Linked DNA regions of Homo sapiens: all the other regions are linked to region 1. The links are chromatin loops, found by intact Hi-C in ENCODE. Cell type or tissue: endothelial cell of umbilical vein. All regions are shown on one strand. Links, peaks and the distances in the headings refer to the core of each region. The heading gives the core; the rest is flanking DNA. Region 1 overlaps CAMK2B (calcium/calmodulin dependent protein kinase II beta). Region 2 holds the start of DDX56 (DEAD-box helicase 56). Region 3 overlaps CAMK2B (calcium/calmodulin dependent protein kinase II beta). Region 4 overlaps NUDCD3 (NudC domain containing 3). Region 5 overlaps NUDCD3 (NudC domain containing 3).

What was found. A loop is a pair of places that touch in the nucleus more often than their neighbours do. Peaks named below come from ENCODE experiments on the same cell type or tissue, not always from the same donor. Only the 100,000 strongest peaks of a DNase experiment are listed, where the experiment ranks them.
Region 2: a loop joins it to region 1, with 4 times the contacts of the local background. A loop is called at or near these places in 65 of 110 quality-filtered maps.
Region 3: it touches region 1 in a loop (3-fold over the local background); 45 of 110 quality-filtered maps call a loop at or near these places.
Region 4: it touches region 1 in a loop (5-fold over the local background); 12 of 110 quality-filtered maps call a loop at or near these places.
Region 5: a loop joins it to region 1, with 8 times the contacts of the local background. A loop is called at or near these places in 5 of 110 quality-filtered maps.

Annotation. Positions count from the first base shown.
Region 1 is chr7:44,256,003-44,262,263 of GRCh38, reverse strand. CAMK2B (calcium/calmodulin dependent protein kinase II beta) reads left to right here. Exons shown (of 24, transcript NM_001220.5): 4 at 3,338-3,392. Among named protein-coding and RNA genes, the nearest start is that of YKT6, 58 kb to the right of the region's middle. RefSeq lists enhancers at 1-104, 3,459-3,508, 4,389-4,468. In endothelial cell of umbilical vein, for the core only: no CTCF peak of the experiment used is centred there; DNase peaks (open chromatin) are centred at 2,553 and 4,183; H3K27ac peaks cover 3,117 bases.
Region 2 is chr7:44,571,584-44,577,844 of GRCh38, reverse strand. It overlaps DDX56 (DEAD-box helicase 56), which reads left to right and starts at 3,937. Exons shown (of 14, transcript NM_019082.4): 1 at 3,937-4,009; 2 at 4,101-4,262; 3 at 4,795-4,955; 4 at 5,101-5,271; 5 at 5,408-5,498; 6 at 6,109-6,261. The coding sequence starts at 3,950. RefSeq lists an enhancer at 4,171-4,320. In endothelial cell of umbilical vein, for the core only: no CTCF peak of the experiment used is centred there; a DNase peak (open chromatin) is centred at 3,854; H3K4me3 peaks cover 1,839 bases; H3K27ac peaks cover 1,603 bases.
Region 3 is chr7:44,304,741-44,311,001 of GRCh38, reverse strand. The region is part of intron 1 of CAMK2B (calcium/calmodulin dependent protein kinase II beta); the gene reads left to right. Among named protein-coding and RNA genes, the nearest start is that of CAMK2B, 18 kb to the left of the region's middle. RefSeq lists enhancers at 911-1,512, 1,513-2,116, 4,712-4,761. In endothelial cell of umbilical vein, for the core only: a CTCF peak has its summit at 3,467; DNase peaks (open chromatin) are centred at 1,101 and 3,471; H3K4me3 peaks cover 608 bases.
Region 4 is chr7:44,375,947-44,382,207 of GRCh38, reverse strand. NUDCD3 (NudC domain containing 3) reads left to right here. Exons shown (of 6, transcript NM_015332.4): 6 at 1-3,089. Among named protein-coding and RNA genes, the nearest start is that of CAMK2B, 53 kb to the right of the region's middle. RefSeq lists an enhancer at 4,040-4,229. In endothelial cell of umbilical vein, for the core only: no CTCF peak of the experiment used is centred there; a DNase peak (open chromatin) is centred at 3,297; H3K27ac peaks cover 2,426 bases.
Region 5 is chr7:44,396,466-44,402,726 of GRCh38, reverse strand. All of the region lies in intron 4 of NUDCD3 (NudC domain containing 3), which reads left to right. Among named protein-coding and RNA genes, the nearest start is that of CAMK2B, 74 kb to the right of the region's middle. In endothelial cell of umbilical vein, for the core only: no CTCF peak of the experiment used is centred there; a DNase peak (open chromatin) is centred at 3,976; H3K27ac peaks cover 2,328 bases.

The DNA of each region.
Region 1 (6,261 bases), core at 563-5,562:
CCCTTTCCTCCAAAGCTCTGATTCACTTATGCCAGGAGGAGCCCAGGCATGCTTGTTCCAAAGGAACAGCTGGGGACCGGGAGCCTGTTTAGGAGCCTGGGGCATCCACACACTCACCTGGGCCTGGCTCCGAAGGTCGCTGAACCCTCATCACCTGGTTTAGGGGGCTGGAACCACCTCGCCTCATCTGATGCTTCACCAATGAGCTGGGCAGAGGGGCAGGTGCCCCATTGGACCCAGCAGGACCCCAGCATGGAAAGCGGCAGCCCCAACTCCAGGGCCCGGGGCCAGGCTGCAGCCCCAGGTGGGCTCTCAGGGGCCTGCTACTGCAGCTTAGCCCCTGACGAGATTTGCCGCTGCCCACCAACCCACTGCATCCAGACTGGACTCTTCACCCTGGTTCCTCTTAGTAACCCAGGACTTTATTTGTTTGCCACCTCTGTATGCTGCCCACAGTGTTATTTGCTTACTGTTTTTATTTAAATAGATTTCCTGACAATTCACTTTTTTACTTAGCCCTGTCTGTGAATTTGCCGTCTGATGTGCCAGTTAGGTTTTCTTTTAAACCATTAAATAAGTATATAACTATTTTTAAAAAGTTAAAAATGTTTTTTTTTAAAGTGTCCACATGCATACGGCCCAGACTCCCCACACAGACCCCCAGTGCTCCATCTGGCCTGAGCAACCTGCTTCCTGCCGAGGAGGTGGGATTTCCCCCACCAGCTGCCACCCCGGAGCCCATCTGCCTCTGCCCCACCCCACCAGGCCTGCATGGGGAGGTGGGTGCCTGAGGGCAGGGGCAGCCCCCACCATGAGATCAGCCCTGCAGCGCCCCCAGGGAGCAGTGAGGTACCTTCATAGATGACAGGGCCTCCCTTGGAGCTGCCCATGGGGGTTCTGCGGGGGGCATCTCCTCCATGGCCCCTGGGACCACCTCTGCTCTGAGTGTGTGATTTTCATGAAGCATGTCCCAGGTGGGGCAGCTCAGAGGGGCCAGCCTGCTGGGCCCCCAACTGGGCTTATTGGGCAGCCCCCACTGGAAAGGAGTGGGGAGGGGTGAGCTTTTTAACTCCAGAGATTTCACAGGCAAGTCCTAGAAGCAGGACGTTGGTGGGCCTCCCATGTCTTAGGGACGCAGAGGCCAGCCTGGGTAGAATGGGAGCCTAGGAGTGAAGAGAGGGTCCAGGGGACCTAGTGAGAGGGCATCCTTGCTCTTGGGACAGAAGCCAGCCAGAGAGGGGTGAGAGGGAAAGGGGACATTGGTTTCAGATGAGTGCCTTAGCTGGTGGAGTCCCTGCTTGGCAGAGGCCAGCGTCGGCTCACAGACAGCCCCGGTGGGTAAGAGTTGCCCTCCGCCCAGGGTGCTGACCCAGGACATGGTCTGGGGAATACCTTGCTCTTTGAGAATGGGGCTTGGTGGGGGCAGAGAGGAGAAGGCTGGGCTGCTGGGCCTGAGGCAGAGAAGTGGAGCAGGTCTTTCTGCACTGGGCTTGAAAAAACCCCAGGACTCTTAAGTGGGCCCCAGACCCTGGTGCTGAGTGTTGGTCACCTGGGATTCTTCACACTCAGGTGATGATGGTGACAGTGATGGTCACAGAACTGTGGTTTACCTAGTGCTCACTGTCTCAGAGCACCACAAAGGTTACATAATTGATCTTCACGGCCACCCTGTGAAGAGGTGCTATTTATCCTATTTCATAGAGGGGCAGATTGAGGCTTAGATGGGCTGAGCAACCTGCCCCAGGTCACACAGCCAGTGCAAGTGGCAGGGGCTGGGCTTGCCCTATATTTTCTGATTCTGTGGAGGCTTCTGGGGCCTGGCCTGCCCTTGGTGGAGGGCATTTTGCCTGAGGTTTAGGAGCTAAGGAGGGCCATTGGTATGGGGCTGCTGGAGTCCAGGAATCTGCAAGGTGAGGCCTAGGCCCCAGAAGCCACATGGAGTTCCTGGATGTAAGGACGCTATCAGGCTGGGCCCCTGGGAGAACCAGAGCCAGAGGAGGGAGGGCACTGGCAGCCAGTTAGAAACTGGGACAGCGCCGGAGCATGCAAGGAAGGGGGGCTGCTTGTGCCTGAGGCCCAGGGACCTGCGAACCTAGGAGAAGGTGGCTACGTCTTACTGTCTTACCCATTCAGCGTCTGTGGCCCAGTCTCAAGTGGTAGAGGAGAGCCACACCTCAGAGGTTCATCTCTCCAAGACTTGAGGACTGGAGGGAATAAGGCTGGTGCAGTGCAGGCCCTCAAGCCAGACTGCCCGCTGAGTCCACAGCCCTATTCTGCCTTTTGTGAGCTGTGTGACTATCAGCTGCTTACCTAACCTCCCTGTGCTTCAGCTTCCTCATCTGTAACTTCTCGGGGTGGTTGGGAAGGTTAAATGAAATAACACACACAAAGTGCTTAGAACAGCCCTAGCGTGTTGGCTGTCGTCGTCCTCGTTGTTCTAGCAATCATCAGAACCGGCACGTGGGAGAGTGTCCAAAATGAGTCATTCCTAGAAAATATTTGCTGCTTAGTACAGGGCACATCTCCAGCTCAAGGAAAAGCAGGCCTTGAGGTTGCTTGCTTTGTGCTGAAATCACTCACTGTTCCCTCGCCTCTTCATCCGCTTGTTCATTCATCACATCCTGACCAGCTCCTGCCCTGCGCCAGGCAGAGTTCCAGGGCCAGGCACGCTTCACATAGATTGTCATGGGAAGTTGTGCAAGGAGGAAGGAGGGAATGATGGTGGTCCATCCTGCTGACCATGCCAGCTCTGGAATTGGAGCTCAGGGCCCAAAATTTTGGATGATGTTGCATCAGGCAGGGACCCTGCCACCAGCCTGTGCTGGCAGGACACAGCGGAGACACAGAGCCTGAAGGCAGAAGGCAGCCCTGGGAAGACCCAGGGTGAATAATGAGTGGTTTTTGTCCCAGCTTCTCCTCATGTGGAGCTGCACGGCAGCTCCTTTCTGGGGTTTGGAGGTGTGAGCTCCTCCTGTTGATCTCCGTGGTGTTTGGGAGCAGCTGAGGCCCAGGCTGGGACCAAAAGGACCTGGTCTCTCTCTGGCAGAAGGAGACAGGTGACCAGACTGGCAGCGGAGGGTGAGGCACTGGCAGCTGAGGGCAGTGGCACTGCCCTGAGGCCCTGTGGGTGCTCGCTGGGTGGCCAGCTGGCCCGCAGGGCCCAAAGCACTCTGCTCAGCCCTGCCCTCTGGCCTGCCCACCCGGGCCCTACCCAGCCCGATCCTCTGGGCAGCCCTAGGGCTTACACCGCTGGTGGTGTGCCTGGACAGGTACGGAGGCAGGCAGGAGGTGTGTCCTGGGCTATTGCCAGCCCCTCATGGCTTCTCTGTCCCCACAGTGCGTCTCCACGACAGCATCTCCGAGGAGGGCTTCCACTACCTGGTCTTCGATCTGTAAGTTCCAGAGCTGGGGACTCTCGCTGCACTCACTCCCAGCCTTGGCTCAGGGTGGGATCTGCAGCCTCCCCAGCCCCAGGGAATAGTCCCTACCCGTGGGCTGGCCACTCCCTTGAGTGTGCTTCTGCTGCTGGTCCCCTTGCTCCAAGCTGTGCCCAGCCTAGCTTCCCTCGCCTCCCCTCATTTGCTTTGCACTAGGGTTACTGAGGCCCACAGAGGCAGGGCTGACATCCTGGACTCCCCCTCTCCTCCACACAGAACAGGGCACACTGGAGGCAGCGGGTGGGTGGACCCCAGAGGAATAGTCAGTCAGCAGCTGCATTCACCTTCCTTTCCTTGGTGCCCTCATCCCAGCTGGACTGGGGCACCACTGGCTGGCGTGAGTGCACATGTGTGTGTTTATGAGTGTGGCTGTGAAATGTGAGCACGTGCACCTGTATGTATGTGTGTGGGTGTTTGCACGTGGGGGCGCGTGAGCACATGAAATCAGGGTCCATATGGGTGGGGATGTGCATACATGTGCATGTGTATTGTGTGAATGTATGAGTGAGCGTGTGGAGGTGTGTGCATGTGGGTACGCTGGCACAAGTGTATGCATGCACGTTTGCATGTGTGTGCATGCATGTGTATGTGTGTGTTTGCATGAATGTGCATGTGTGAGTGTTTCATGAGTGCGTGTGCAGTAGCTCAGTGAGAAGGTGTCTGGGGCCGCTGCCGCCTCTCACTTCCTGCCGGATTTAGAAGCAGTGATCTCATCTCCCTCACTTTTGACAGTTCCTGCTAAGCAGCGCTATATTTAGCTGTCTGTGAGTCAGTGCTGTTCCAGGACCCTGACCTGGGCAAGGGCCCATAGGCCTTAGCCTGCCCCTGTGGCCTCCAGGCGGCCACACAGCCAGAGAAGCCCAGCCTTGGTGCTATTGCCATGGTTACCCCAGGCCCTCCCCATGGCTGCTGTGAGCGTGCAGGCCGAGCAGAGACAGGACACGCCTGCGTGGGGGCTGCCCTCTCAGCTCCTCCTTCCTCAAGTGACAGACGTCAGGCCATGGCACATGTAGGCCTGAGGAGGCCTCTGTCCATGTGAGGTTCTCTGGCCTAGAGAAGCTGAGACTGTCCCTGCAGGGGCTTGGCCACCTCTCAGGTTCCCCTGCATGTTCCACAAGACACCAACTCAAATCACCAGCCAGGTGACTGGGGCTGACCCAGGACACAGTTGCCACTGCCTGGCTGAGGCTGTGTCCTGAAACGTCTGTCCTGTGGCCCTGGGGAGCTGGCAGGCTTGCTGCCACACCTGTGTGCCCCAGCACACCTCCACCAGCCTCTTTTCCCAGGAAATGGAGACTGTGGGGTGGGGGGTGGTCCGATCCAGGGCCCTTGGTGGCCAACAGATGGCTGCATGTGTTACAGGAGCCGAGGAGGAGAAAGGGTGGTGTGTTCGTGCATGTGTGTGTGCCCATTTGAGAGACTCTCATGTCTCCCGCCTTGCCAAGCACATGCCAGGCAGGTGTCATTGGAGGCCCTGAGGCAGGCTGGGAAGAGGAGATTGGCTGGCGAGTCAGGAAGGACCCTCCATGTCTTCCCCACCAACCTCCATGGCCCCTGTGCCTCAGCCAGCCTCCAGGCCAGCAGAGGGCCGGGACAGCAGTTTCTGGAGTTGGCTGGCATTGCCCTCAGGAGGCCCTGAGGCCCCATAGTAGTTTGGGAACTCTGTGGATTCTGGGGGATTGACAGATATCCCCACTCCCCTTGCTTGGGAATGTCACAGGGCTTGAGAACCAGGCCTGGGAGTAGAGGGTCTCACACACACCTGCACGCCCAGAGGACAGAAGCTCCCATAGGCGCCATGGCTGAAGCCAAGAATCAGCCATGTGTCCCCCACAGCCTAAGGAAAGGGGGCCATGGAGTCATATGTGTGCCTTCCCGGACTGTGTCCCTCCTGGGCCAGCACTGAGTTTCCCAAACTCCCCACAGCAACCAACGTGGGTGGAGGAGCAAACTCCCTTCCCTGAAACTGAACCACTAGATGGCCCTGGCCAGGGAGTCCCAGGTGCCCACCAGCCCAAACTACAGCTTCCTGAGCACACAGAGCACACCAGAGGGCCTGCATCAGCCCTAGTGAGGCACCCCTTGGAGCGACTCTGGGCTGCAGCCCTGGCTCAAGACCGTAAGGCCTTTTAGCCACTGTTCTGTGCCTGGACTCGGCGTCTGCAGAGCCTAATCTGTGTTCAGTGTGTGCCAAGACCTAAACAGTTATAGCACAACACTGGGGCATGCCAGGCCCTTGCCTGGGCTAGATGTGGGTTTTGATCCTCCTGCCCAATGCACATGTATACACAAGCACACATATGTACAAACATGCACACATGTGTGCGCATGAACAAACTGCTCTACAAGTGCACAAGGGCACACACAGGCACACAGTTGTACACACATGCACACAGGCACACATGCAAAACAATATACATGAACATGAGTGCACGCATGGGCACACATAGGTACAGACACACAGACACACATGCACATGTGCTCACATGCACAAGCCAGTATACATGTACACAAGGGCACACACAGGCATCCACACATGTGAACACGTGCACACACACACCCTCACACGGACAGGCCAAGCTCAGGAGCCCGGCCAGATGACCCTGGGAAGGGCCCCGTCAACACTGTTTTGTTTCCTTGTGGTCGGTGTGGTGGTTGATTGGCTGTAGAAATGTGCTGGCCCATGAGGAGTGAGAGGAGAGGCAGGCAGAGGAGTGAGCGAGGGTGAGCAGAGCTCCAGGTCACATGCCAGGTGCTGGTCGGGGACACAGAACAGCAGAACCAGTCAGGCAACAGAGGCAGAGCCCCTGCCCCCAGCCCCAGC
Region 2 (6,261 bases), core at 1,262-6,261, 310 kb before region 1:
TTATATATATATTTATGTATTTTTAAAATTTTTATTTATTTTATTTTTTGAGACAGTCTTGCTCTGTCGCCCAGGCTGGAGTGCAGTGGCATGATCTTGGCTCACTGCAACCTCTGCCTCCCGGGTTCAAGCAGTTCTGCCTCAACTTCTGAGTAGCTGGGATTACAGACACCCACCACTACACCCGGCTAATTTTTGTATTTTTATTTTATCTTATTCATTTATTTATTTTTGAGATGGAGTCTCACTCTGTCGCCCAGGCTGGAGTGCAGTGGTGCAATCTTGGCTCACTGCAACCTCCACCTCCTGAGTTCAAGAGATTCTCCTGCCTCAGACTCCCGAGTAGCTGGGATTATAGGCGCCCGCCACCATGCCCAGCTAATTTTTGTATTTTTAGTAGAGACAGGGTTTCACCATGTTGACCAGGCTGGTCTTGAATTCCTGACCGCAGGTGACCCGTCTCGCCTCCCAAAGTGCTGGGATTACAGGTGTGAGCTGGCCGGGCACAGGTGATGGGGTCTTGCTCTGTCCCCAAGGCTGGAGTGCAGTGGTGCCATCACAGCTCAAAGCAACCTTGAGCTCCCAGGTTCAAGTGATCCTCCTACCTTACCCTCCCAAGTAGCTGGTACTACAGGTATACTCCACTGTGCCTGGCTATTTTTACTCTTAAAAATACATGTGGGCTGGGCACGGTGGCTCACGCCTGTAATCCTAGCACTTTGGGAAGCCAAGGTGGGTGGATCCCTATAGCCCAGGAGTTCGAGACCAGCCTGGGCAACATGGCGAAATCTTGTCTCTGCAAAAAATACAAAAAATTTAGCTGGTGGCACATGCCTATAGTCCCAGCTACTTGAGAGGCTGAGGTGGAAAGATCACTTGAGCCCGGGAGGTCAAGGCTGCGGTGAGCCATGATCGTGCCACTGCACTCCAGTCTGGGCAACAGTGATCCCATCTGAAAAAAAAAAACAAAAAAAAAAATGCAATTTAGGGCCAGGTGGGGTGGCTCACGCCTATAATCCCAGCACTTTGGGAGGCCAAGGCAGGGGGATCGCCTGAGGTCAGCAGTTTGAGACCAGGCTGGCCAACATGGTGAAAACCCCTCTCTACTAAAAGTATAAAAATTAGCCAGGCATGGTAGTGTGTGCCTGTAATCCCAGCTATTCAGGAAGCTAAGGCAGGAGAATCGCTTGAACCCGGGAGGAGGTTGCAGTGAGCAGAAATCGAGCCACTGCACTCCAGCCTGGGGGGCAGAGGGAGACTCTGTCTCAGAAAAAAAAAAAAAAATGCAATTTAGTTCTCTAGGCTTTTCCATTTAATAGTTTTATATCCTCCTGTTTCTAAATCTGGATGACAGTGTAACACTCCAGTAAGGTGAATTGTGAATTGCTGAAATTCTTCAGATGTTTAAAAGAGTTTTCAGTATTCCTCATGTTAGAATTAATGCAGAGAAAAATTTTATCCTTTGAACTAGTTACATGTTGTGGACTTCTGGCCTGAGGCTCTTGGGGATTATGTGACATATTGGGAAGGGACACATTTCTGCTCTGTGGCTGTTACTAGAAATCTAGCCAGCAAATCAGACTACGTTTGTGAGAAGACAGGAAGGCACAGATTAGGGTTGAGCCAGCCTTCAACAGGTTTGGCTGGCAGTAGACACAGTGGAGCACATCTTAACTATTTTGGTAGGTCCTGGGTTTCTCTTGGTAGTTTTTGATAGAAAGGGGAATGGTGTGAGGAAAAAGTGGGCATACATTTCACCTTTCCACTGATAAGGCAGGTGGAATTGGGATAGTCAGTGGATGGGCCAATAGCTGGTGGCTGTGAGAAGAATAAGGATTTCCATACTGGTGTGTCATATTTACAGATAGGTTGTGACCTAAAAAGTTTTTTAAAAAACAGCAGTTAGGGCCTGGGCGCGGTGGCTCACGCCTGTAATCCCAGCACTTTGGGAGGCCGAGGCGGGCGGATCACAAGGTCAGGAGATCGAGACCATCCTGGCTAACAACGGTGAAACCCTGTCTCTACTAAAAATACAAAAAATTAGCCGGGCGTGGTGGCAGGTGCCTGTAGTCCCAGCTACTCGGGAGGCTGAGGCAAGAGAATGGCGTGAACTCGGGAGGTGGAGCTTGCAGTGAGCTGAGATCATGCCACTGCACTCCAGCCTGGGCGACAGAGTGAGACTCCTTCTAAAAAACAAAAACAAAACCAAAACAGTAGTTAGGGTACACACACACAAATTCTAGTGATTTTCCCCCCAATACTACCCTTGACTTTTGAAATTCTTGCTTTCTCAGAGTTTACAACATCCTTACCAAACAGCCTTCTCCCTCCTTACCACAAAAAAAGAAAAAAAAGTTCTGGGGTTGAGGGGACACTCCATTCTTAACATCCTCTATTATCCCAGCCCAATTCCCCAGCTCTCACTGGGACTAGTTGTACCTATCTTCATCATTTGGTCCCAGCATGACTACCTGTTGGTGCATGAGCTGATCTCTCCTAACCTAACAGCCAGATGCTAGTCTCTGGTACTCAGATGCTGGGCTGCATCAGATAGGATGCACAGGATCATCCTGGAAGCTTGTTGACATAGATTCCTGTGCAACACTCAGATATAGTCTTAATGTAGATTTGTGTTGGGTGGTATGGTAGGTAGAATAATGGCCTACCACTCTGAAACATATGAATATGTTACCTAACATGACAGAAGAGAATTAAGTTGCTAATCAGATGACTGTAAAATAAATTATCCTGGATCATCTGGATGGGCCTAATGTAATCACAAAGGTTGTTTCCTTGCCTTTTCCAGCTTGGCTCTGGCTCCCTTCCTCCAGCAAGGGTGGGTTGAGCTCTCACATGGCACCACTTTGACCTCTTCTGCTTCCCTCTTCTACACTGAAAGACTTATGGGCCAGGAGCAGTGGCTCGCACCTGCAATCCCAGCACTTTGGGAGGCCGAGGAAGGCAGATCGCTTGGCCCCAGGAGTTCAAAACCGTCCTGGGCAACGTGGCGAAACCCCATCTAGAAAGAAAAGAAGAGAAGGGGAGGGGGGAGGGGAGGAGGAGTTACATATATACACATACACACACACACACACGTACGTACATACATACATACACGCTAACTGGACGTGGTGGTGCGTGCCTGTAGTCTTAGCTTTCCAGGAGACTGAGGTGGGAGGACCACTTGAGCCTGAGATCGCGCCAGCCTGGGTGACAGTCAGACCATGTCTCAAAAAAAAAAAAAGATTTGTGATTAGGATTCTTAGTCCTCACCTGTATTATTTTCCTATTGCTACTGTAACAAATTACCACAAATTTACTGGCTTAAAACGACGCAAGTCTGTAGGTCAGAAGTCTGACACGGGTCTTAACTGGTGACCCGAGTCAGATTTGGGACACAAAGAACAGAAACCAAGCTGTGCAGGTTTCTGACAGGCAGTCCGGTTAGGGAGCCCTACAGCAACCCGCCGGTCCTCTCTCTCAGGCAGTTGCTGCCATGGCTCATTATTCCAACCGGTTCTCCTCAGCCCAGTCTATCTCAGTGGCTCCATTCATAGGGTGATGTGCCCGGCGGGACACTAACCCTAACCAAGCAGAGAGACGGTCATGCCCGTCACGACCTCGGCCCTCGCCCCGGCCGAGGCTTCTCCTGCAGGTCGCGAGAATCAGGTGCGTCAGCGGCGTCCGGGAACGCCGGAAGAGCCAGTGGAGCGGCTCTGTAGTCCAAAGTACCCCGTCGACCCCAGCACGGCCGCTCCACCGCCTCCTACTAGACCCAGTCCTAGGGACTGCGCAGTCGCAGAGCTCCGTCCGAGTACCGGAAGCCTAGGCCGCCAGCACTTCCGGGAAGTGACTTCGTCTCCGAAGCCGATTGGTTGTTGCTTTGCTCCCGCTCGCGTCGGTGGCGTTTTTCCTGCAGCGCGTGCGTGCTGCGCTACTGAGCAGCGCCATGGAGGACTCTGAAGCACTGGGCTTCGAACACATGGGCCTCGATCCCCGGCTCCTTCAGGTACACGCGAGGGCTGGGGAGCCGGCTTACGGGCTCTGCGGGGCGCGCCATCGCTCTTCACGCCGCTTAAACCGCACTCCTGGTCTCCTAGGCTGTCACCGATCTGGGCTGGTCGCGACCTACGCTGATCCAGGAGAAGGCCATCCCACTGGCCCTAGAAGGGAAGGACCTCCTGGCTCGGGCCCGCACGGGCTCCGGGAAGACGGCCGCTTATGCTATTCCGATGCTGCAGCTGTTGCTCCATAGGAAGGCGGTGGGTAACGAGAGAGCTGAGGGGAGGAAGGAGGCAAGCTCCAAAAGCCTGGGAAGGGCGGTTCCCGTTTGTCTGAGGTTTTCTCTTGGCCCTGTACCCGTGCAGGCCGGCCTGAGAACCTGGTGCTGTTGTGGCAAACACTCTGGGCTGGAGTTCAGGTTACCTGGATCCTTGTCCGGCCCTGCTACCACCAACCTTTGCGTAATCTTCGACAAAGCACTTTCTTTTCTTTCTTACATAAAAAGGGAGCACATCTATCTTTTCTACTTACAGAATTATTGTGAGAATTTAGCTTCATAACTAGTATATTTAAAGTAGCTTCATAAACATCAGAGTACGTTATTCTTTTTGAGGGTCAGTGCCTGGGGAAAGAACTCTCCACTCTGCATTCTGAGGCGGGCAGAGTGATAGATGATCAAAGTACTGCTAAGTAGTGTTGCAGCAGATGGGTCAGGTAGGCTGGAAGGGGTAGAGACACGTGGACACAGTGATGTGCACTGCTGGCTAAAGTCTTTAATTCATATTCTTACAGACAGGTCCGGTGGTAGAACAGGCAGTGAGAGGCCTTGTTCTTGTTCCTACCAAGGAGCTGGCACGGCAAGCACAGTCCATGATTCAGCAGCTGGCTACCTACTGTGCTCGGGATGTCCGAGTGGCCAATGTCTCAGCTGCTGAAGACTCAGTCTCTCAGAGGTGGGTAAAAGCAGCAAAGCTGTACCTGAATGAAGCTACACAGTGTTGTGGGGTTGGGTTTGTGTGTGGCAAAAAAGAGAGCAAATCCAGGGTGAGATCCCAGCTGCTACATTCTGCCTGATACTGATGTCTTGTCCACCTCCAGAGCTGTGCTGATGGAGAAGCCAGATGTGGTAGTAGGGACCCCATCTCGCATATTAAGCCACTTGCAGCAAGACAGCCTGAAACTTCGTGACTCCCTGGAGCTTTTGGTGGTGGACGAAGCTGACCTTCTTTTTTCCTTTGGCTTTGAAGAAGAGCTCAAGAGTCTCCTCTGGTAAGGCAGAGGTGGGTGTGATTCCTAGTGGAAACATCTGTGAGTAGGAGTTGGGACGAGAGCGGGGTGGCTGGAAGCCAGTTACTACAATTAGCGGCCCTTGGAGCTGGAATCTGATTGGATTCTTTCATTTCAGTCACTTGCCCCGGATTTACCAGGCTTTTCTCATGTCAGCTACTTTTAACGAGGACGTACAAGCACTCAAGGAGCTGATATTACATAACCCGGTAAGAGGCACCATGGAAGTGTCTGGAGCTGCAGACATGGGGGCACTCAAAGATCTTGATGCTCCTTCTTAGGGGATTCTTTGGTGTTTTGGGTGGGACAGTTGTCACTTAGTGTCTCATCCCTGGTCCTGAGGCACTAAAAGCCAGTGGTCTAAAATCACTATATATTTCCAAGTGTCCACAAGGGATGTCTCCCATTTCAGGCCATGCTTTGCCTAAAATCCTGAGCAAGGACCTCCCCTAAGGGGCAGCTTTGAGCAGCAGAGCCAAAATTCTAAGGCCAAGGTTCTCATCTTAAGTAAACTTTACCTTTCAGAAGGCCTGTTGCTGTAGGCCTTCCCTTCTCAATGTAGTCCTTTATTGATGTGTTTCTCTTTGTTCTGTGCTTGGAAGTATTTTATATATGGTTTATATGGTATACTCTATATACCACAACAATAAGGGCATTTTGGGGTTTTAGGTTACAAAACTGGAGGAGAGTTAGGGTGCCAGGAATCCTTAAATGCATCTCTGCCCTGCACTAAAATGTTGATGCTTTGGTTGGTGAGTAAGTGGCCATACATCTCTGTGTTCTTTTCCTTTCTGACCACAGGCCTGTTTTCTCCCCCAGGTTACCCTTAAGTTACAGGAGTCCCAGCTGCCTGGGCCAGACCAGTTACAGCAGTTTCAGGTGGTCTGTGAGACTGAGGAAGACAAATTCCTCCTGCTGTATGCCCTGCTCAAGCTGTCATTGATTCGGGGCAAGTCTCTGCTCTTTGTCAAC
Region 3 (6,261 bases), core at 722-5,721, 49 kb before region 1:
GAGATAACGGCTACATACCATACCAGGTATTTTATTAAGGTAAAACATACATAACAGAAAAATTTGCTGTCTTAACCGTTTTTAAGTGTACAGTTCAGTGGCAGTACGTGTATTTACATTGTTGTGCAACTGTTACCATCATCCATCTCCAGAACGTTTTTGTCTTCCCTAAGTGAAACTGTCCCCATTAAATACCGACTCCCCATTCCCTTCCCTCACCCTGGCACCCACCATTCTGCTGTCTGCCTCTATGAATTTGACAACTTTAGGGACCCCATATAAGTGGAATCAGACAGTGTTTGTCCTTGTTTCAATGAGCATAATGTCTTCAAGTTTCACCCATGTTGTAGCCTGTGTCAGCATTTCCTTCCTTTTTAAGGCTGAATAATATTCCATTGTGTGCATTTTGCTCATCTATTGACAGACGCAGGTTGCTCCTGCCTCTTGGCTGTTGTGAATAATGCTGCTATGAATGCGGGTGTACAAAGGACATTTTTAAAGGACATGATACATGGCCCCCTCCCACCGCGCATGACATAGCCACTGGGTTGTGTGGCCTTGGGCTGCCACGTAACTCTCTGGGTTTCAGCCTCCCCACTTACGAACCAGGAGGGTTGGGTCAAATGACTCTCTCCAGTCCCTTCCGGCCCCAGGAAGTGGTTCTGTGGAAGCCCCATTTCTTTCTTCTGAGACTTGCCCCAAAGCTCATCTCTCCCACATGCAGGTGACCCACAGTCTGATTACGTGGACATTTCTAAGCTTCCAAAATCCTTTTGCATTCCTTGAGAATAAAACTTTCGAAGGATGAAATCTGATTGATCTGAAACCAAACAAAAACCCGAGTACTTTAATTGATGCGCAGCTTGCAGGAAAAAAGCAGCAAGCGGGCACAAAGCGTATCCTAACTCCCAAAGCGCCCCCGCCCCCGCCCGGTCTCGGCCACCGTGCGGTTCCGCGCGTGGCTTGGTGAGCCTGGGGTCCCTGGCGGTGGCGCCCACGGCTCAGCCGGCGGAAAGGCTCTTCCCGCGTGTCCTTCGCGAGCCGCGCGGCCTCGGCCTGGTTCTGGCTGCTCAGGCGCGGTGACTACCCGCGGGCCGCCGCTCCAGGAGGGGCGTGACCGGCTCTTAAGCGCCGCCTTTGAAGGTCGCTGCAAGGCTGCGCGGACGGACGCCGAGTGCGGCCCCTACGGTGCTGGCGTCGGAATCTCTCTCGTCCCCAGTTTCTTCCGATGGGCTGGTGTCTCTGGCTTTTGGATCCACTCAGGTCCCACTGCTAGGGTGAGGGACTGACTGGTCCCCCGCGGGCGCTCCTGCCCGGGCGAGGAGGCTGTGTCCTTTCCACAGCTGGGACGCCGCGGGCGCAGAGTCCCGACCCCACCGCACTCCAGCCCACACCCGCACCCTGGGGTCAGAGGACTCCTCGGATGGGGACCGCTTCTGCCTGTCCTTCCCGAGGGCCCTCCCCATGCCCTGTGCTTAGGGGCGCGACGGAGCTGGGGACCTGATGTGGTCCAGGGCAGCCCCTGGACGTGCAGGAGGGAGATGGGGGCGCAGCAAGGGTGGGCCCCGGGGCTGGAGGCGCAGCCCAGCCCTCCTGCTCCTGCTGGCTCAGAGCTCGGGTACTCGGGCCGTCCTGAGAGCTCAGTGGCCTTAAACCCTCCGTCTGTGTCCCTTCTCCCGTCAGGCCAGGAGCGCAGATGGCCTGGGCCCCAGGTGGGTGGGCTGACCCCTGCCCCAGAGCCCGGCTTCAGCTGGGCAGCTGTGAACTGCCCCTTGTCCCAGCCCCCTGCAGGGAGGAGCACCAGCCTGGCTGTGGTGAGACCACTCTCTCCTCTCTGGGGCCTGGCCTGGTGCCCGCCCACTCCTCTGGGACAGTGCACAGCACAGTCGCAGTGGTTTGTGGAATCCGCGTTGGTGGTAGGAGCCTACTAGGCCAGGCGGGCAGTGCTGGGCAGGGCTCTGGGGTCCGTTTCAGCCTAGCCAGACCTGAGGACACAACCCCCCTGACAGGGCTAAGCCAAGCCAGGCTGGTCACCGCAGCTCAGTTCCCTCAGTGCCTTTGCTGGACCCTTCTGGGCCTTCCGGCTGGCAGGCAGTAAAGGGCAGGCTGGCCATGGACAGAGGCCCCGGGGAGGGATGGTCTGCTCAGCCCCTGGTCTCTTGTGAGGAGAGACGAGGGGCTCGCACACCGCCTGATGTGCAAGGCCTGCTGCTGGGCAAAGTGCCTTCTCTGTGCCTCATGGCCAGTCTTGGGGCTAGTGGTCTGCATTCCCTGAGTAGGACGGGGCCTTGCCCTCCGGACAAGGTGGGATATGGGGGGCCCGCACCTCCCTCTCTCTGTAATGTCACTCCTGCCTTCATCTTCCCAAAGTAGACACGTTGGTGGAACCTTGTCCTGCCCTCCGGGTGTCCCTGTGGATCCAGCTCAGAGAGGGCAGCAGTGTGGTTCTGAAGGGGATGACCAAGGAAGTGGGGGGATGCACAGGAGGAGGGCCAGCAGCTCCCAATCAGGGAAGGCAAGCTGTGAGGAGAGGAGGGGGACATGGGATGCGAGCCGGGGGCAGGGGGATGGGGACCCAGGAGCAGGACACCATGCTGGGCGCCACCACACACAGGCATGGGGCAGGCCCTGTCTCTCTTCCCCCAGCCACCTGGGCCTTCCTATCTGGCATCCTGGCTCCACCTACCATGGGCACTTCTTTCATCCCACAGCTCAGCTTGTCCCTGGAATTTCTCAGGTGAGAGTCAGGATGGCAGCTCCGGCAATTAGCCATCTGCACATCTGGATTTTAGGGGCAAAGAGGAGAAGAGACGTGCCTTGTGCTTAAAGTGTTCACATTCCTGTTAGGGAACAGAACAAGAACGTGCCTGCCCCATGCCTCCTGGGCACATCCCGTGTGGGTGAGGCCACAGCAGGCCCTCCCAGCATTTGGGCTACATGAGGTGAATGGGTGGTTTCCCTCATATGGAAAGAGCTCCTATAGGTCAAAAAGGCCTGGAATCCCAGCGCTTTGGGAGGCCCAGGTGGGAGGATCACTTAGGCTAGGAGATCAAGGCTGCAGTGAGCTGCAGTCACACCACTGCACTCCAGCCTGGGTGACAGAATGAGGCCCCCCAGTTAAAAAAAAATGGCCAAAACCCCAGTTGAAGTACGGATGACAGCAGCAACAGCTCACAGAAAAATAAATGAAAGCTTTCAGTGGGTAAAAACAGGAAAACAAATTCAACAAGGGTCAGCTCTCAGCGTTCCCCTCAGAGTTCCCACAGGCTCCTTCCAGGTGGCCCTAGGCTAATGGGCCACCTCCACCAGACTCTGGCTAAGCGCATCTCATGAGGCCAGGACCAAGGCCCTAGGACACAGGCACCGTAGCCTTGTCCCAGGGAGTAGGTTGGCCCCTGATGTGCGTGACAGCCTCTCCATGTGGGCAGGGGAGGAATTCCAAAGATGCAGTGAGCCCTGGCAGACCATTCCCAGTGCCAGGGGCCAGATGGCGCCAATGACACAGGAGGCCCCAGGCTGAGCCTCCTGAAACCCTCCTCTTCACACACCCTCCCCTGCTCACACCCTCCTCCCCCTGATCACACCCTCCTCCTTCTGCTTACCCCCTCTTCTCCCTGCTCACACCCTCCTCCCCCTGCTGACAACTTCCTCCCCCTGCTGACAACTTCCTCCCCCTTCTCACACCCTCCTCCGCCTGCTCACACCCTCTTCCCTCTGCTCACACCCTCCTCCCCTTGCTCACACCCTCTTCCCTCTGCTCACACCCTCCTCCCCTTGCTCATACCCTCCTCCTGTTCACACCCTCCTCTCTCTGCTCACACCCTCCTCCCTCTGCTCACACCCTCCTCCCTCTGCTCACACCCTCCTCCCCCTGCTCACACCCTCCTCCTGCTCACACCCTCCATCCCCTGCTCAGACCCTCCTCCCCCTGCTCAGACCCTCCTCCCCCTGCTCACCGCCTCCTCTCCCTGCTCACACCCTCTTCTTCCTGCTCACACCCTCCTCCTCCTGCTCACACCCTCCTCCCCTTTCTCACATCCTCCTCCCCCTACTCACCCCCTTCTCTTCCTGCTCACACCCTCTTCCCCCTGCTCACACCGTCTTCCTGCTCACACCCTCCTCCTCCTGCTCACACCTTCCTTCCCCTGCTCACACCCTCCTCATTCTACTCACACTCTCCTACCCCTGCCCTTACCCTCCTCCCCTGCCCACACCCTCCTCCCCTGCTCGCATCCTCCTCCCCCTGCCCACACCCTCCTCCTCCTGCCCACACCCTCCTCCTGCTCACTGGTTTCAGCATGGCCAGATTGAGTGACAGTTCTCCAGCAACCCCTGTGCATTATCTGCATAATCCACCACATGCTTCAAGGCTGGGTCCAGGGCTAAGAGACAGGCTGGACCTCTCCACCCTAGAGGCTAGGCCTGACCTGCAGGCCTCCCCTAGTCTGTTGGAAGAGCATGGGCACAGTGGGCTACAGGTGTTCCTGGGTGGTCCTCCCTCCTGTCTTCATCTCTGTATTTATTTTGCTCTTTGCTTAATGCAGACCTCCCCACTGGGGTCATGGCCATTGTTCTGGGGCACAGCTCCTGTGGGGTTGCTAAAGGAAGACATTTGTTGCTGAAGATTTCTGGAGGATATGGTTCACCTGAGAGAACGGAGAAGTGAAAGAGAAAGATGGATGCTGATACAGAATGAGCAGAAGTCCCAGACCCTCCCTGGAAGGGGGAACTTCCCACCGAGGCTGCACAGGACAGGCTGGATTTACGGGGATCCCAGCCCAGCCCACCGTGGCTTTCAGAACCCCCAGTCAGACTGGCTCCCCTGTGAGCCCTCTCCTCAGGAAGAGTGCTCACCCCCTCTCCTCTCTCACTCCCATGGGGAGCATGTAATTTCAGCCCCTAGGTGGTTTCTGGCCTGTCAGGTTCTCCTCCCTCCTGACCCTCAACCCCCCTCCCTCTGGGTATTTGGGGTATGTAGAGGGAGGCCACATCATCCCCCCTTGCAGTCCCCTCTCAAGTGGTGCCTGGTCAATGTTTAACAGAGGGGTGGGGTCCCTGGTGGGTGGTGTTTGCCCATTTCTGTGGTATGAAGATGCCCACCGTGGCCAATGTCAAGCTAACAACATGACATCAGCTGGCTCGCAAGAATCCAGAAAATGTGAAAGTCTGTTCTCTAGCTGGAAGAGCTGTCTCTGACACCCACTGCCTCTGCCTTGGCCCAGCCAGCGTGACCGAGTGATGGAGTGAGCCAAGACGGCACCCAAGGCCTCTCGCCCCTGTCTTGGTCCTGCTGCCAACTCCCGGCCCTGCTTCTTCCCACTCTCAGGGCTCTACTTGGCTCAAGTCCTGTGATTCATTTTCCTCTTGCTCCCACCTCCCCCACCTCACAGGGGTGCCCCGTCCATCTCCCCAGGAGACTGTTTTTGAGCCAGTGCAGGGCACCTCAGGGGACCTGTGCAGGGCGGCAAGAGGTTGATTGGGGGGCTTGGGGATTTTTTGTTTCATTTTGTTTTGTTTTTGAGACTGGGGCTTGCTCTGCCACCCAGTCTGGGGTGCAGAGGTGCATCATAACTCACTGTAACCTTGAACTCCTGGGCTCAAGCAATCCTCCCACCTTGGCCTCCCAAAGTGCTGGGATTATAGGCATGAGCCACTGTGCCTGGCTAGGGGAGAGGGGTCTGGTTTGATCCCACCTCCACATCCATGCTGCCATGGTCTCAGCAGAGCATTCAGTGCCTGTCCCTTCCTGTGACATGGGGAGCATAGCCCCATCTTTCACTGTGGCCTGAGAGCCCTGAAGGGAACCCTTATACACTGAGAGGGCCATGCGTAGGTGGGTATTACAGTCAGGATGTCTCCCGGGGTGATGACAGCTCCAGGGGAAGACTTTAGAGTCCCTGAAACACCTTTTCCTAATGTTGTTCAGGGCCTCAGGTCACAGTGAAGTTTTAAATTTCACTATATGGCAAATATATAGGCATTTTCCTTGTGATACATGCTTTTCTGCCTATGGTTTTAAAAAGTCCTTCTCTATCCTGGTGTTTTAAAGATACAATTTTTTTCTCTTTACAATGAAAAAGAAATTAATGGGCTTCATTTTTAGAGCAGTTTTGTCTGTATGGAAAAATTGGATTGAAAGTATAAAGTTCCCATATTCCCCTTCACCATTCCCCACCCCTGTTGTTAACATCTGGCATTAGTTTGGCATATTTGTTACAATGATGGACCAATATTAATATATTATTAACTAAAGCCCATAGC
Region 4 (6,261 bases), core at 676-5,675, 120 kb before region 1:
CTCCCACTCGGTTTTATTTTTTAGTACTGAAAGTTTAACAGATTGGTCTTACCTCAGAGGGAGGGAAGAAACCCCCCCATCGCTGGGCTCCTTGGTGTGACAGGGGTCTGGTAGGGGTTTTCAATCCCACCACCCATTCCTCCACACCAAATGCCTGAAGTCCCCACTTTGCACAGGGAGACAGCATCGTGCCAGGGAAGAGAGGTCAGGCCCGGCTACCCCTCACAACTTCCTGCTTCCCCCTCAGAGGGTGATGGGGAGACCAGAGCCCATGGCAGGATGAACTGTCACTGAACCCAGCTGGCACAGGTCTGCCAGAACACTCTGGGGGTATGCGCTGGGCTTTCTGGGTAAACCCCTGGCAAGCTGGCGTTTGCTGTCTTCTCAGTGCTGATGGAGATAGGCACACATGGGGTGTGGGAATGTGGCCACCCTCAGGCAGGTTCACGAGGGTACTGTCAGGCGCTCAGGTGTATGCCGCCTCCTGTCAGGCAGGGCTGAGGCTATTCTCCCTGGAGAAGGACAGCTTAGGAAACACTTGCAGGAAAGCTGCCTGGACCTGGGAGGTGACCCTGGCCAGCCTCCCTGCTGCCTCTCTCAGTCCTAGGCCTTCTTCCCCAGAGCTGGTCAGGGCCTGAGGGACTTTGTAGTCTAACCCCTCATTGTGCTACAATCACAGGAGTAAGTAACACTCCCAAGGCCATGTGGCTGGTGACTCGGGGGGCCCAGGTCCAGGATCCTGCCCCATCTGCAGGCCAGTGGTTCCTTGTCTCCTATTTGCTTCTTGGAGCAGCCTCCTCATAAGCCAACAGCTCCTTCACCTGAGCCCAGTCACTTTGCGCTCCTCCCCAGAACCAAAGAGCAAGACCATCTGCCCCAGGTACAGTCCTGGCCATGCCACACTCTCTGTGGCATCATGACCAAGGTGAGTGGCAGATACTGAAATCATCCAGGGCCACTGCAGGCCCCATTCCCAGTGGACTGTTCATCAAGGGACCCTGTCTCAGGCCATCTCAGCCAACCTTGTTGCCCAGCACAGGTCTGGCACATTGGAGATGATCTGTGTTGGATGGGGAAGGCAGAGGGAGGATCCTCCAGCATTGATCACCCATCAAAACCCTCAACAACCCAGACATTGCCGCTGCACTGACCCCATGCTATGAGGAGGTCACTCAGGCTGTTAGGAGCCTGCTGACTCAGGCATTGGGCTGGGGCCCTGCCTGCCTTGTCTGCCTGCCAGCGGAGCACTGCCCCAAGCCCTTCTTACTGCAGAGACAGGCTCTTGCCTCCCAGTGTGCACTTTGTGCAAGACACAGGCAGGTAAGGGTCTACCAGAGGACAGGAAGTGTTGTTGGGGCACTGTGGGGTTTGGAGGAGGCCCCTCTAGCAGGGAAAGCGAGCCCTAACCTCTGCTGGACTAGGGAGTTTAGGAAGCTGCTCTGGTTCAGGGAACTGGGGATCCAGATAACTGGGGATCAAGGCCATCTTGTGACCCCAGTGGTGGTCCCTAGTGGGACTGCTGAGCTCCAGCCTGAGAGTTCATGAACTCAACAGTGATTGCTTGTGGGTACTAATGACCCAGTGTGTGGAGACCTCATTTACCAGGTGTGCCTAGCCTGCAGGCAAATCCCAAGGCAGTGACCCTTAGGGAAGAGACAGCGTTTGGGGTCATCAAAGGCTGGGAAACCCAGGTACCTGTCAGGGAATGGGCTACAGACTGGAGCTAAGCCTTAAGGTGGGGAAGATTCCAGCACCCCTGAGTGACCACCTCTTTTGGTAATGCAAAGAAGGGATTTTGTGACTCCAGGGTGACATTTCTAAGCTTGGCATCATGCAGGGTGGGCTTGGGCTCAATATGGGTGACTGTTAGTCTAGGGCTGTCTCAATGAGGCTGTCCAGGCAGAAAGGCTTACACACCTGGCAGGCAGAGGGTCTAGAGAGGAAGGGGCAACAGGCCTAAGGAGGGGACAGCCAGGCAAGGAGGTAGAATAGGCCTTGTCTGGACAGTGGTCACCTGTTAGGTCCACAGCTTGTCCTCCCTGGCCTGACCAGCCAGGTGAGGAGAGATCCAAACCATCCACCTGAAAGCATTCAGGGTGCCTGATGACAAGACCCCAGCCACTGTGGGCTCTCATGTCCTGGTAGGAAGGTATACCTAAAGCAGGTGGACCTGGTAGTGGTGGACGCTGTCTGCCTCCCCGGGGCTTGTCTGTTTATGCCAGACCGTTTTCCCATTTGCTTCCACCTCCAGCTCAGAGAGGAATCACCTTCACACCTCTGCTAAAACTAACCCAGCTCTGCACCCACCATTCCCCACTGTGCAACACCTGCTACTGGAGAACCCTGCCCCCTCAAATACACGTCATCCTCAGGGCCCTGCGATGTGCTGTGGTCTCCCTGCCACCATTCAAGGGGCCACAGCCAGGTCCAGCCTGTCTTCCCTGGCACCAGGCTCTATGCAGTGGGGGAAACTCGGGCACCCCTAAACTATTCTCCAGTGTTCTCACCAGAGGTGGTCAGCCATGTGATGGCAAGAGTCACTTCTTAAGCTTTTGCTATCCCCAGAAACTTAAAGCAACACCAACCACACCCAAAAGTCAAGTGATATCCAGACAGCAACAGTAGAGCATTAACTGAGTGCAGGGCCGTGGTGACTCCTCGACACTCCAGGCTCTCCTGCTGGTAACCTCCCATTGGCAGAGCCAGGCACTCAGCAAAGCCCTGGACAGTCAGCAGCCTCCTGAACAGGCTCTGCTGTCCCCACTCACGACTTCAGAGCAGCTAGGACTCCTGTGACCACCCCTGTCCCCTGTTCCCCCCCACCCCGCCCCGCCCCGCCAACTGCCTCATCTCTGTCCCAAGATAACTGCTCTCCAGAATTTTCCATGATATGGTCATTTTAAAAGTTTTTTTTTTTTTTGAGACAGAGTTTTTCCTGTGTTGCCCAGACTGGACTCAAACCTCTGGGCTCAAGTGATCCTCCTGCTTCAGCCTCCCAAGTAGCTGGGACTGTAAGTGTGCACCACTGTGCCTGGCTTGATGGTGTCATTTTTCACTGTACGTGTATTTGTAAACCGTATAAATCAGTATCTTTGTGAGTTGCTTTTCTTTCTCCCTTACCTTCATGAGCTGTCTGTGTCCATACACAGTCTCCTCTGCTCCCCTAGGTGGGGTGTGATATTCCATTGAGTAGATATCACAGTTTATTTAACAACATCCTGTTGGTGAGTACTTAGGTTGGCCCCAATTTCTCAATATTACAACAATGCAGCAGTCATTCTCAAGTGTGAGAGATTCCCTAGGCATTTCCTGTGAGTGGAGTTGCGGGGTCACAGGGCATCCTCTGTACCCCTCCTGCGAGTGGGTCTTGTTGCTCAGCTCCTCACCATTTTAATGGACTCTGTAATGTTTGCAGTCATGCTGAGTGTAAAGTTGGATTGCCCATGCATTTCCCTTGTCATGGTGAGGTTGAACTCCCATTTATATTTTTATTAGGCATTCAGGTTCCTTCTGTGAATTTTGTTTCTATTTTTCACCATTTATTCTACTAAGCTGTTTGTCTTTTATTGTTGACTTGTAGGAATGTTCTGAATACAACCCTTTGCAAGTTGTATTTATTCCAGAACTCCCAGCCTGGAGCCTGTCTTTGCACTTTAAACTCCCCTTCCACCCTCCTGGTCCTCCAAGGTGGGGGGCATACTTGAGGATCACTCCTTACTCTCTGCTCAGGCCACCATGAGTCCCTAGACTCAGGCTGCATTTCCCCTACATTTCCCATCTGGGTGGGACTGTAGGGCAGGCACATTTCCCAGAGGCAGGGCAGGGCTGTAGGGCAGGCATTTGGGATAGAAGCTGCCTCTACTCCCAGGATAGAGCCCAGATTCCCCAGTAAGTCTGCCTGTGCCCAAGGCCTGTTCCCTCAGGTTTAGAGACCTGCTCTCCTGGCTGTGGCTGGTGGCAGCACCCAAGCCACCTGTGTTGTAGGTGGGCCCATTCGTGACCTGTCAGACAACCAAATGAGCAGTCTATCCCACTGCCCACTTCCTCATCGCAGGGCTTTGGGGGAAGAAAGCACTAAGCAGTTGAGATGGTCTGAGTTTCTTGTCTCACATCCGGCTTGCATGGAGAACAGAAAGTGAGTGCCATGAGCAAGACTGGGCCTGCAGCCCTTGGAGAGAATCCCAGCACCATGGGCCCAGCAGGAAGGACTGATCCCACCAAAAGCATCTCTGGCCCCTCCTGGCTCTCAGCCTGGGTAGTGCCTACCCCTCACAGAAGTCTGGCCACCTGGCACTCTACCTGGGAGCTCTCTGCTGCTGACTCTGGGAGAATACCCAGGTGGAGATACAACCCAACCCTCCACATCCCACCTGCCTTCTCCCCCTTCCCAGGAACCTTCAGGACAGGGTCACCCAAGTCCAGAGCCTGGGAGCCCCTGGCTGCTTCCCCAGCTAGCATTGACATCTCCAGCCTCCACCACGTCTGGGAGGAGCCCCTGACAGTCGGGAGCATGGAAGGGATTCCCATCTGAACAACGAAACCGCTGAGCGGAGAATCCACATTTCTCAGATCCATCAGAGAATCACAGTCACACAGCACACGCTGTCCCCAAACCAGAGAGACAGGCAGGTGGACACTGAGAACCACAGCTGACTGGAGCAGAGGCTGCTGCTGGAGCCCCATGGGAAGGAACATGGAAAGGGGAATGATGTGGGGACAGAGAGAAACTCATTTTCACCCAGCTCAGTGGAATCCTCTACTGAAGTCCTGAGAAGCATGCACTCAACTGTGAGGAAGACACCAGCTGGGGGTCAGCTAGGCCCATCTCTTCTCTGAGAACTGACCCCCTCACAGGGATTGCCCTGTCCTTCGCCCCAAGGAAGCAGAACATCAGTCTTGGGATGTAAGACCAGCACCCAAAGCTGCCAGCCAGGGCTGAGTGGGCACCTAGGGAGCAGGGTGGGGACAGAGTGGATAGACCAGAGACATTGGCTGCAGTGTGAGAGGCCAGTAGAGATCCAAAGAGATCAGAGACAGGGAGGAAGAGGGACACTCAGAGAGGGACCCAGGAGGGACAAGGAGGGAGAGGGACACTCAGGGACACAGGAGGCACAAGGAGGGAGAGGGACTTAGAGATGGACACAGGAGGGACAGGGAGGGAGGGAGACACAGAGATGGACACGGGAGGGACAGGGAGGGAGGGACACAGAGGGACGTGGAAGGGACAGGGAGGGAGAGGGACACTCAGATGGACACAGGAGGGAAAGGGAGGGAGAGGGACACTCAGATGGGACAGGGAGGGAGAGGGACACTGAGGGGACAGGGAGGGAGAGGGACACTCAGATGAGGGGACAGGGAGGGAGAGGGACACTCAGAGGTGAACATGGGAGGGTCAGGGAGGGAGAGGGACACTCAGAGATGGACATGGGAGGGTCGGGGGGAGAGGGACACTCAGAGATGGACACAGGAGGGAAAGGGAGGGAGAGGGACTCAGGGTCTTAGAGATGGACACTGGAGGGACAGGGAGGGAGAGAGACTGACAGGTGCACTCGGAAAGGACATGGAGGAAGTGTACTTTGGGTGCTCAAGGCAGGCCTGCAGGGTTTCAGGGTCCTCTCTGTGTTCAAGATAAATATTCCCGTTTCTAAAGGTTAGTCATTTTTGTGTCTTGGAGAAAAAAAAAGAGCCCTAACTTAAGGCCACCGTCATGTCTGCTTTGCAGGGTTTGCTGATTCCCTGGGAATGTCACCTGCCGCTGGCACTGGAGCATGTAGCAGTGGGTTTAGTCTTCAGAGGTGGTCTCACGTTGGGGTTCCAGTGGAAGCCACCAACACCTGAGTAGATCAGAGGTGCAATTTCCCATCTTCCCCTCCCCAACAGGATCAGAACCCCTCGGGGGGGGGTTGGGGGTGGAGGCTTTGGGGGTGAGTTTGAGAAGCACTGCCCTGAACAATGCCTGAGGTGCATCCTACCCATACCCCACATGACAGCTGAGGAAACCAAGGCAGGTGGAAGGTGCCAGAACCTGAAGGTGAGCATCTCCGCAGCGCCATGTCTGACTTTTGGTTAGCGATGGGTTAGGCATTACAGAAATGTGGGCTGATGGCCCCACACATGAAAGAGGAGGCAACACCACCCACTCTCTGCGGGAAGACGCGGCCATAGGTTCACCCCAGGACACAGAGCCCTGCTGAGCGGGTAGGCAGGACAGCGTGGAGCCCATGCGATCTACACCAGGGCGGCTGGTGTGGGAGAGTCCCC
Region 5 (6,261 bases), core at 889-5,888, 140 kb before region 1:
TGCCTTCCGTTGGGTGAACTCAGTGCAGATCATGGAGCAGGTCACGATGCTCTCAAGTTGGTTCCCTCTGAGCGAGGAGCTCTTGGTGAGCAACCCCGTGTGTGGTCCGGTTGCACTTTTTAGATACTTCATGCAGAAGCCCAAAGCCTTAGTCACTGGTCTCTGAGCCCATAGCCACCGTATTTGGAATCTTTTGGGATTACAATCAGGGTACCAATGATTCCTTTTACTTTACACTATTTGCATAAATATGTGATTATTAATACATAGCTCAACTCTTAAGGGTTTTGTTGACGGAAGTAACTCTAACTTCTTCGTGGATATTTCAAAGCCATGTTTCTTTTTTGTGTGCGTTTTGTACACTTGTATGTATAATACAAGTGGAATAGGGATGTGACTAGTGGCCAAAACATTAACTTCTTTTAATAATGGCCGCCATTCAATGAACACAGTCTTTGGGCCAGGCTCTTTGTGAGGTGCCTTACAATCTGTTTAATTCTCTGCAAACTTATTTTACGTATTGGGACATTGAGGCTATGAGAAGGTAAGTAGCTTGCGAAGCGGGTAGAGCTAGACCTCAAACCCATGCCTGCCTTGTCCCAGAAGGCTTTTTCCAGTGCTGTGAGAAACGGGAGTCTCTGGAGAAGGCTCAGACCTGTCGGGGCTGGGAAGCATTGCTCCGTTTCAGCTGAAAGGCTCTGTGGAGCAGAACATGAGGGAGGAGTGTGGGTCCCCATTGTGGGTTTCAGAGTCTTCCCTGTGTTAGGTAAATGTGTGAGATGCAGCCACCAGGCAGGAGGTTGGGGGAGCTGTGCCTTAAGAGGATAGCTGGATGTTTAACTTTCATGCCAGGGCCCCCGGGGCCATAGCACAATCCCGGCAGGCCTGTCTCCACCTGTGTGTTCTGCTTGAGTCCAGGCTTCATTTGTGCCCTGGCTGCCTTTAGTTTTTTTAGTTAGCTTTCATGAAACACCTGCTACTCAAAGAGCTTGTAGAAATTCAGCAGAACCATTGCAGACTGAGGGGCACCTGTCACTGCCCGTGAACACGGCTCCTAAATATTCTCTGCTAAAAATTCCTCTACAATTGAAACACTGCATGAGTTCTTTCCCATGGTTCCTTAAAGTGCCTTTATTATCAATAGATGGCATTGCGTTCCTAATGCACCTTCACCTGTGAGAAATCAAGTACCTGAATAAAGAGGAGTTATGGAGAGCATTTAAACTCTTCCCATAGTGCTCCCGTGCAGGGCTCTGCCTGCCTCCACCTCTTTCTGGACCACGTAGCCTCTACTGCAGTAAACACAGAGTATATCACAGAAACTTTGCTGTTTACAGGAGCTAAGGCGTTTGTTGTCTTCTTGATATAATTATTTATTTATGTGTGACCTTTTAAGCCCACATTGTTTCCTCTGATTACATATCTGAGATAATATTGTGAATTAATGAGCCGATTGCTTTGATTCACGAAGATCCTGTTTGCCTCCCGCTTGCTGCATCACGTCTGCTGTGTGGAGCTTGGCACACTGCTTTGAGCGTGTGGATGCAGAGAGGGACTGCAGGTGAATCAGAGGGGCTGGCTTTGGGTTGCAGCTCCCTGTCAAGCAGCTGCCAGGTTTTGGGTCATCTCTTTAGCCTTGCTGTACTTCCATTTCTCACCGTTCAAACAAGGTTGAGCACTGTAGTCTTGTTGATCTCCAATGTTTGTTGGTTTCTTATCATTAAGTACCCAACCCTGTGCAGGCACTGGGAATGGCTAAAGAAAGTGAGTTGAGGGCTTTGCTCTAAAGGGTTGGAGATATCCTGTGAATGTGGCCTTATTTGGGAAAAGGGTCTTTGTAGATATGATTAAGTTAAGGATCTCTCAAGATGGAATCACCCTGGATTATCCAGTGACACCTGTCTTTATAAGAAACAGGAGAAGACAGAGATAGACACAGAGAAGGCCATGAGAAGATAGGGCAGAGATGAATGATATAACCACCAAGCCCAGGAACACCTGGAGCCACCAGAAGCTGGAAATGGCAGGAAGGATCCTCCCCTAGAGTCTCTGCAGGAGCATGGCCCTACTGACACCTTGATTTCAGAGTTCTGGCCCATGGGGCTGGGAGATAATAAATTTGTATTGCCTTGTATCGCCTGGTCTGTTGTTCCCTGTTAGGGCAGCCCCAGACACCAGTGCAGGTCTCCCATCACAGCACTGCTGTGAGGCTGCATGAGATGAGAAGGATGCAAAGGGATGGCGTCCAGAGCTGCGCTGCTGCCACCACCCTCAGCTCCTTGGTTAGATATTCTGACCTTCTGACCTCCTGGCAGCCCAGTGCAGACATGGCCTTCGCTTCCCAGCTGCCTTCCACATAACCTGCTCCTCCCTGTGCCGTGGATCCCACATCAGCCAGCCAGGGCAGGCAGGGGTGGCTGCTAAAACCGTATGACAGTTCTTGCCTCCCTCCCTCCCTCCCACACTTCAGAATGTTAAATGAGACTTCTTGACTCAGGCAAGCTCCTTTCTTGGTTACGAAGATGTAAAATCAGCCGTGGCAACGGCACCAGCTCTTTTTTCCGATAGCTCGTTCAGTCCCCAAAGCTAGGCAGTTGGCATGCGCACCATCCTCCTTTCTTCCTGCAGTCGGGGGAGCTGACAGGCTGTCCTCCATGCTGCCGTGGGTGGCTGCTCTGCTGCGGGGGCTCTTGGACATGGCTATGCTTGAGATGGTCGTTGTAGCTGTATGTGAGGTGAATGCCGTTCCATATACACTTCTTCATGTATTGACGTGGTGCGCACACAAGTCATTTAAAATCAGTGAAATTGCTCTGGAGTATTCTTTGAGGAGTTAGACCTTGAAGCTCAGGCTTTAAAACTCATCGTAATATATTTGTTTATGATTTTTGAACCCTGTGAGTGTTTTTGTGCAAGCTGTATCCACCTCCTCCCCTCAATTTAGATTATTTCTCAAGAGTGGAATTCTAGTGTAACTGCAGCCTCTGAGCTGTTGCTGTGGTTCTCCCTGGTGGATGAGTTGTTTCTGGAGTGTCGCCGATGACATTAGCCCTATATCCCCACATCCCCACCAACAGTGGGCTTTTCATCTTCACTTATCTTTGCTAATTTACCCAGATACTTCCAGTGTCACTTCTTAGAACAATTGTGAGGATAAAATGAAGATGGGTGGTTTATTGTCTACTTGTCCTCATTGGCGAGCCACTTTCCTGAGTCCCCACAACTTTCCTGGCTCATTGAGGCCATCCCATGGATTACTTAACATACTTCTTCATAAACTCAGAGTGGGAACTACAGATTAAATTACCTTAGCATTTTGGCAAGAGCCCAGAGCCTGGAAATTAGTATGTGAATGTAATGTGAGCCCTTAAGCCTTCAGTGCAAGTGATGTCTCTAGGGAGAGCCCTCAGCGTTTTTCAGGGGAAATCAGAATCCTTCATCAGTTCCAGTAGGGAAGAGCTGAAGCTTACAGATTTAACAGAAGGCGGTAGCCCAAGGAAACCTGTTCCAGTGTGAGTGGAAGGAATGTGCTGAGCAGAGCCGGCTAATGGTGCCTCTTGGTGGCACCATGGACAGGGTGCTGGGCACCCTCGTTTCATGGGGTTGGAGGAGAGGAAAGGAACGCAGCTCGGCATTGCTTTGTCGGCCCCATCCCTGGAATACATGGGCCTTCCAGCCACACTCAGACCACAGCTGGGTCCTATCTGGCCTATACAGTGTCTTAATTTTGTTTCTAATTTTCAAGCTTAAAAAAATATTTGACAGCATTGAAAATCAGGAGATTGCTCATAACAGTGCTGACTTGTGGTGTGTCCTGAGAAGCCAGATCTGCTCCATTGTGGCCCACATTCCCCCAGCAGCAGGTGCTGAGCAGGTGCCCTGGACCTCTGCCACGCTGTCGTCTCACCCCGTTATCTGCCCTCGCTCTGAGGTGCCTTCCCGGAAGGAACGTCCCACAACATTCCCATAAGTCTCATTGGCCCAGTCTCGATCACGCGGGCAGCTGTGAGGAGTAAAGTCGTCCTCGCTGGGCACATTGCTTCCCTGAATAGAAATGAGGTTCCGTTACTAAGGAAGGAAAGGGATATAAATGCTGGTGAGTCATCAGCGCAGATTGGGGGATGCTGAGGTAAGTTTATTCATGTTGAGGTGGAAGTTTCTGTGAGGACATTTTGGGAACACTGTTCAGCCTGCAGTCTGGGGTCCCTCAGAAATGGACTGATTAGAGGTCTGGGACTGGGTAGATAAAAGAGGAACCTGGAGCATTTTGTTATGCTGGAAAATGAGAACGTGCCAGGGAAATGATTGAGCACCATCAAAGTCAAGCAACCTCCACCAACCTTGTCTGGGATTGTTTCACACCAACATAATTAAGCATGGTAATGAGTTATAAGCCATTGAGAGACCAGAGAGGCCAGGAATCCAGGGGTCAGTACTGACAGCAATAGATAGATAATTTCATTGCAGAAGAGAAGGTGCTTGCTTCAATAAGATGCATAAGCCATCAGTCAGTGTGGAGGGACTAGGGCAAGAAAGTCAGCATTTCCCAGCCTTCGTGGGACAGATGGGACCGGCAGATGCTATGCGGGGCAGGGTGGAGCAGGGATGCAGGGGTTCTGGAGAGGAGAGTTTGCAAGTCAATAACTACAGTGGAGAAGTCAGACCTCCCTTTGGCCAGGTAACCTGAGTGAACACCCCACCCACTGAGGGCTGTGGATGTTGTGTGCCTGCAGGTGGAACACATGTGTGTCCAGCTGGGTGTGCACACATGAGTTAATCAGGAGATGTCAGGGGAGGAAAAAGGCTGTGGAAATGTCCTAGATTAAAGAGGACAGGACCCCCAAGATGCAGGAAGGACTCTGGACTGGACCCTGTTCCGTAAATCATCATAAGTTATTTCCTTGTCCTTAGGAAATAACTCAGGACAAAGGGCCAAGATGAATGCAACCTATTCTTAAATGATTCAGAGAAAATACTATGTTATTATATATTATACATACAGCATACATATAGAGTGAGAGAGCTGTGTACAGACACACAGCTGCTAAACACTTGTATGGGTGTCTTTGTACTTATTCTAGTAACTTTAAGCTTAAAATTCTTTACAAATAAAATGTTAAAAAAAATGAGAAGGCTAATAAGCACATGAGAAGCTTAACGTCATGATTCATTAGGGGAATGCAAGGCAAAACCATGATGAGATGCCCCTAGACACCTCTTAGAAGAGCTGCTAAGAAGGCAGACAGCACCAAGCGCTAAATGAGATGGGGCACCTGGTGCTCTTCTGTGCTACTGGTAGGGGTGCAGCAGAGTGGTCAGTCTGGACAGTAGCTGACATCACGTGACCCAACACACGCATTCCTGGCTACTTACCAAGGAGAATAGAAAGCAGGCAGATCTCTACAGCAGCTCTCTACCTGATTGCAAAACAATGGAAATGCCCACATGTCCACAAACAAGTGTGTGGTCTGCCTGTGCCATGAAGCACAGTGTGGCTGAGCGTCAAGAGTCCCCACACTCAAAGGAGGCAGCAGATACAGGGCTGCACACTGTGTGATTCCACACATGTGACATTCTGGACACGGACATGCTGGATGGCAAAACGAGCATCGGGCTGAGAGGACTGCTGAGAAGGGGAACGGGGCTGCTGGGATGTGGGTTGATTGTAGCAGTAGCTCATGGAGATGTGACCTCAAAAGAGTGATTTTTACTATGTGCATACTATACCTCCACAAACTTGACTTTAAAAAAATAAAATATTCACAGAAAAAAACAAAAACAAATGTAAAACCATCAGACTACTTTATCAGAGGTGTTATTTTTAGATAGAGGTCTTTGAACTCCATCCTAGGAACATTGTACCCATGTCCTCCCAGAACTGCATCTTGCACTGGGTGTCGGAAGACAGCCCTGCAAGACCTGTATGCTCTGTACCATTCAGTGGTTTTTAAGGTTAACTACCAGAAGTCATATCTGAGGCCTCCCAGAAGCATTACTCTAAGGAAAGTAGTTAAATGTGGACAGTGACAGCAGAAACATTTACACATTAAACCAGTTTATAGAACATGAGAATGTTCAGAGCATAAAGAAGCTTGTCAGCTCAATGACTTACGAGGCGTGGGCCATTAAAAAAAAAGGTCTGGAGTTTGGGAAGGAGAAAGGAATGGGGATCTGCAGCTCAGAGTGAGAGATGGAATTCTGTAAAGGAACAGTGTGGAGAGGGACTCCAGGCAAGTCAATAACGATGTTAGAATGCCCTTG